2 separate regions of the Homo sapiens genome follow, and region 1 is linked to region 2. Evidence: chromatin contacts called from ENCODE Hi-C data. All regions are on one chromosome and are shown on one strand. The core of a region is the stretch at or near the end of the contact, and the rest is flanking DNA. Distances in the headings are between cores, read along the strand shown.

What was found. A loop is a pair of places that touch in the nucleus more often than their neighbours do. Pooled maps may share reads with other maps.
Region 1: a pooled map shows a loop between it and region 2 (2.1-fold over the local background). The contact joins the promoter of TMEM86A here to the promoter of LDHC in region 2. A Hi-C loop is called at or near these places in 1 of 50 pooled maps.

The regions. Positions count from the first base shown.
Region 1 is chr11:18,697,151-18,700,190 of GRCh38, forward strand. TMEM86A (transmembrane protein 86A) reads left to right here and starts at 1,629. Exons shown (of 3, transcript NM_153347.3): 1 at 1,629-1,757. The coding sequence starts at 1,737. RefSeq lists an enhancer at 1,336-1,837 and a silencer at 1,431-1,740.
Region 2 is chr11:18,410,738-18,413,635 of GRCh38, forward strand. LDHC (lactate dehydrogenase C) reads left to right here and starts at 1,581. Exons shown (of 8, transcript NM_017448.5): 1 at 1,581-1,671; 2 at 1,972-2,106. The coding sequence starts at 1,981.

The DNA.
Region 1 (3,040 bases), core at 379-2,878, 290 kb after region 2:
GTAAGGTGCTCTCCCCAAAGCCCCTAACTGGAAAGAAAGAGGAGTAGGCAGAGGTCATTGACCCTTAGAACTCTATGCTGGAGGGGACTGGAGGGGATGGGGGGAAGATCTGGGTGACTCCTGTCCCAAGCCTTGACTCTCACTCTTGTTGTACTGGACTCTGAATCTCTGGTTGCCAATTCTGTCACCAGAAGAGGACTATCACCCCTCTGAATGGGTGTTGGGACTTTAGGGAAAACTGGGTAGGATCCAGAAGGAAAAGGAAGAGACCCATTGTGGGAGGGGCTTACAGGAGACTTCAGCCTGTCGGTCTCTGCCCAAACAGCACAAGGCTCAGGACCAGCACAAGGGCCTGTGTCACCATGCCAGGATGTTTGAAACTCCTTTTTGGCTGCTAATTAGGGCTGGTCACCCCTTTCCCATCAATTCCCAAAGCCTGACACACAGCTACTGCCCTTCTACAGTAGCTTACAGACTACTTGCCCATCCTTTGAGATACAGCTGAAATCTCCATCTCCAGGATTGCTAGACTTAAATTTCCTAAAACCAGCAGCCCTTCCTCTTCCCCAACCTACACATGTCAGAGTTGGGTGGAACCTTAGAACTCACCCGCTCATCTTCTAAGTGAGGAAATCAAGACCAGAGAGGGGAAGTGATTCACCCAATCTAACAGCATGGAAGTGGCAAAACTGGGACTAGATTTCAGTCCATCTGGCCACCTACCTCTCCATGTAATTCCAATGATTCTGAACATGCACCGCTCTGAATGAGCTTGTGTTCCTTTAGTCTACGTAAAATCAACATTAAATCCACTTGGGACGTATTTTTGGCAAAGTTAGCTCACGCTTCTTTGGGTCTGCCTGTCTGTCATTCTTGGGGTGCTCTTGTATGTGTGGCAGTGGTCTCTGAGTTGTAAGAGGTGTGTGCCTACGGCCAATTATCTGTGTTTGTTTCTATATTAGGGTCATGGGTCTACGAGCTGCTGTAGAGTCCCTGTATATGTCTCTTTTCTTACATGGAGCATATATGTCAATTTGTGGTTGTTGGTTTTGGATCTGTGTACTTGTTGAGTGCTTAAGGGTAATTATGATTCTGTATGTGTGATGTATATGCTACGATTATGGGTCCATGGCTGCTGCATACCTATATACGTGCCGCTTTTCAAGTCGAAGGTTGTGTGTTTGCTGATGATTTGGATGTGTGTTTGTACACAGTGAAGGTTGTGAGTCCAATTGCAATCGTATCGGCGTGGACTGCATGTTTAAAGGCTTAAGGGAATCTGTCTTTGCCTTTTGCTCCCGGGTTATGAGAAAATGTATGTGGCTGTGCGTCCAGGACAGCAATGTGTTTGTCTCTCAGCCAAGCTCAGTCCTCACCCAGGCACCGGGGTCACGGTCACGTTCACGTTCCGTGGACGCCTTGGCACGGCCTCCCAAGGGGGCGGGGCCTGGGGGGTATCCGCCTTCTGACCCCTGGGAGATGCCTCCTTTCTCCGAGCAGCAGCCGGGGGCCTGGCCGGCGCCGCCAGCCGGGCCCCGCCCCCCCGGCTCCCGCCCGCTCATTGGCCCTGGCAGCGGTGACGTCACGGGGCTAGCTGACAGAACCCCGGCGCCGGGCGCTCGGGAGGTATTGTCCGTCCCTCCGGGCTTTGTAGAATCGTCGCCGGCTTACCTGGCCGTGGGCGCGTCCTGGCCGCTGCAGCCCGGAGCAGGGTGCCAGCCGCCGCCGCCGCCGCCATGGTGTCCCCGGTCACTGTGGTGAGTGAGCGAGCGAGCGAGCCAGTGCCCGGCGCGGCTGGAGCCCACCGGCCTGGCCACCGGACTTCGGCAGGCCGAGCTGCCGAAGGGGCCGAGGCGGGGCGGGGGTCCCGTGGCGGCCGGAGTCCCGCGGCGGGAGGCGGGCGCTGTCACCGCCCCCCGCTCCTCAGACTCGCGGCGCCCCTCCTCGCGCGCCCCCAGCCCGCCCGCGGAGGGAGGAAAACACTGGCCACGTGACTCGGAAGCGTGACTTTGTTGATCTCCATGTATTTGGCGCGGGTCGGCGGGGTCGCGGCCCGGGAGAGGGAGGGGACCGCTGCCGGCCGCAGAGTTCCGCGTAGGCGGACCACAGGGAGGCGTGGGGGCGGGGGATGCTGGGAGGATAACAGGGACCTCCTGGGAATGCCGTCCCAAGTTTGTTTCCTAACCTTCCTCATTTTGTAAACAAGTTGGCGGACGCCCCTGAGTCTAAGAAGCGCTGATAACGCGCTGGGGGAAAAGGGGGCATTCTCTATGACATCCCCTGCTTTTCAGACTTTCTCAACTTGAACCTTTTGTTTCGTCTCCCCATCCTCCTTATTCTACTACTGGGTTCCCTATAACTGTCAGGGTCTCTCCAGCTACTGCCAGTATCTCCTTCTAGAAAATATGGGGCTGGGAGAGGCCATGGAGCGGAGGTTAATGCTCCCAGGGGCTGGCAGGTGGTTGCTGGGCATTGTGGGCCTGGGCATCCCCTCCAGCCGCCTCCTCTGACCATGCCCCTACCCTGACCAGCCTTAATTTCCATGGGAAGTGGAAGTCATCTCTTCTCACTGCTCTTACCTCTGGCAGAACAAGGAAAGGCTTGGACCCTGGAACCACCCATCCGCCTCTTCCCAATCCTCCTCATCACAGTCTGATCAGTCCTTAGGTACCTGGTCGTCTGGACTCTGAGTGTTTCCCAAGTCCTGTGCTGGGCAGCTCACCTAGCCAGAGACACAATCGCTTTGGGCAGAGTGTGGGTGTACAGGGAACTCCAGCTGCTCCATATCACCCTCAATGGATCTGTTAGCAGCCCAAGGAAAGGAGTTTCAAGGATCACAGATTCAGAACATCGCTGCAGCCCCCTCCCCCAGCTTGGACTCTGCCTGCAGTGGCCTTGGGTACAACCTTTCTTTAGCTGCCCTCTGCTAATCCGGCTGAGACCAAGTCAGCTGCTCTAACTTCCCCCTCTCAGTTCCCCATCTCCCAGCCTGTCTGCTGGCTCCAGATCAGAAGCTGGGAATAGAACCTCTCCCCCCTTT
Region 2 (2,898 bases), core at 331-2,830:
GAGAGAGATATACAGGAAATGATGGTAGTTGACATTTGTCAAGGAAAGCCAGAGTATGTATGTGCAAAGCTGAAAATGAGGAATTAACCTTGAGAAGGGCTGGGGAAAGAGCTTTCTTGGTTTAAAGAACAGCAAAAAGTCCTGATCCAAAAAAGCTGTCCAAAGCCTAGTTGGAAGGAAGTGTATTGAGTGTCCTGAGATGATATGGGAAGTGGGGGTAGGAGGCCAAATCTTGAAGATCTAGGTTGTGGTAAAAGTGGGTTACTCTACCTGTAATGGAAAGCCACGGAAGAGTTTAAAGCAGGGTTATTGCATAATCTGAACCATATTGAAAACAAATACTGACTGGGTGCGGTGGTTCACGCCTGTAATCCCAGCACTTTGGGAGGCCGAGGTGGGTGGATCACTTGAGGTCAAGAGTTCGAGACCAGCCTGGCCAGCAAGGTGAAATACAAAAAAATACAAAAAAATTTGCCCGGCGGCTGGGCACGGTGGCTCAGCACGGTGGCTCACGCCTGTAATCCCAACACTTTGGGAGGGCGGATCACTAGGTCAGGAGTTGGAGACCATTCTGACCAACATGGTGAAACCCCATCTCTACTAAAAATACAAAAATTAGCCGGGCGTGGTGGCGCACGCCTGTAGTCCCAGTTACTTGGGAGGCTGAGGCAGGAGAATTGCTTGAACCCAGGCGGCGGAGGTTGCAGTGAACTGAGATTGTGCCACTGCACTCCAGCCTGGGCGACAGAGTGAGACTCTGTCTCAAAAACAACAACAATAACAACACTACAGGCTATTATAAGAAAAATAAATTATATTTTGGATTTTGAAAAAGGTTCAAATGCAAATACTCTACAAAAGATGGAGTAGGTTGTGTCCCCTTCTGTGAGATATATATCTCTCTCACAAAAAAAAAAATATATATGTAAATTTTTTTTGAGATGGAGTTTCTCTCTTGTTGCCCAGTCTGGAGTGCAGTGGCGCGATCTTGGCTCACTGCAACCTCCGCCTCCTGGGTTCAAGCGATTCTCCTGCCTCAGCCTCCCAAGTAGCTGGGACTACAGGCATGCACCACCATGCCCGACTAATTTTATATTTTTAGTAGAGACGGGGTTTCGCCATGTTGGCCAGGCTGTTCTCAAACTCCTGACCTCAGGTGATCCACCTGCCTCGGACTCCCAAAGTGCTGGGATTACAGGTGTGAGCCACCGCGTCCGGCCATGAGTTATAAATATTAACAATTTCTTGCTGTAAATTGAAAGCATCCTTCGCGTCTTTGCGTTTCATTACCACCCTCTGTTCTCTCAAGAGAAATTCTAACTTTATTTCAGCACTCAGTCCTGAAGTTACAGAAGTTAATAATTTTTTAAAATCCTGCAAACAATGCATGGATATCCCCGTCTTGCACACTCTTTGGGCCAGTCTAGAATTCTTCCCATCAGCATTTCGGTGATCTGGACCGCCGCCACCCACACTGCGCTCCAGGGCAGAAAAGACGCCCCATGCCCGCGCCTGGGCCGGCGGGGGGCGGAGCTTGCGTGCTGACGCATAAGAGCCGAGCGGGGGAACGTGCGTGTCTCGAGTCGCACGGAGGGCAACCGTCGACGGGCTTAGCGCCTCAACTGTCGTTGGTGTATTTTTCTGGTGTCACTTCTGTGCCTTCCTTCAAAGGTGGTGCTTTGTCCCTGTGGGTCATCTGTACTGATTGCGCCAAGCAAAGCATTTGTGAGCGTGTGGTGCTGGGGTGAAAGTGGTGGCTGGGGGCAGGGAGAAATCCAAAAGCCCGCTGGTGCCCCAGCCCTCCCATTGCCTGGTAGACTGGGCCTTGCTTTACCCTCCCCGCATCCTTTGACCAGGAAATTCTTTCTTTGGCTTCCCCCCATCCCCGGCTCCAACATTCTGCAAACTGAAGAGGTAGTTTCTTAGATGTTCAGTGTGGTTAATCCAATGAAATTGCATTATCCCTATCAGGTTCTCCAAATGTCAACTGTCAAGGAGCAGCTAATTGAGAAGCTAATTGAGGATGATGAAAACTCCCAGTGTAAAATTACTATTGTTGGAACTGGTGCCGTAGGCATGGCTTGTGCTATTAGTATCTTACTGAAGGTGAGTGAGAAGCCCATCCTGTGGCTGAAAATCAAGTGAGCACTTCAGAGTGTTGTATATGTCGATGTATTCAGGGTTGCAAGGTTAATCCCTTGAAAGCAATTATGTATCCTTTGACCTTTCCTCCCTCCCTCCCTCCCTCCCTTCCTTCCTTCCTTCCTTCCTTTTTCTTTCTCTCTTTCTTTTCCTTTTTTTTTAAACTTCTTCTTTCTTTTCCTTTCTTTTTTTTTCTGACTTTCCTTTTCTTTTTCTTTTTTTGAGACAGGATTTGTCTGTTACCCAGGTTGGAGTGCAGTGGCGCGATCTTGGCCCACTGCAACCTCCACCTCCCGGGATCAAGCGATTCTCCTGCCTCAGCCTCTTGAATAACTGGGGCCACAGGCATGCACCACCAGGCCTGGCTAATTTTTTATATTTTTAGTAGAGATGGGGTTTCTCCATGTTGGCCAGGCTGGTTTCGAACTCCTGACCTCAAGTGATCCGCCTGCCTCGGCCTCCCAGAGTACTGGGATTACAGGCATGAGCCACCACACCTGGCTGCCAATAGGTATTGTTTTTAACCCTTGTGCCCTCCTCCCTCTCTGCTTTTGGAGTCCCCAGTGTTTATTGTTCTCTCTTTTTTTTTTTTTTTTTTTTTTGAGACGGAGTCTCGCTCTGTTGCCAGGCTGGAGTGCAGCGGCAGGATCTCGGCTCCCGGCAACCTTTGCCTCCCGGGTTCAAGCAGTTCTCCTGCCTCAGCCTCCTGAGTAGCTGGGACTACAGGCATGTGCCACCACGCCCAGCTAATTTTTA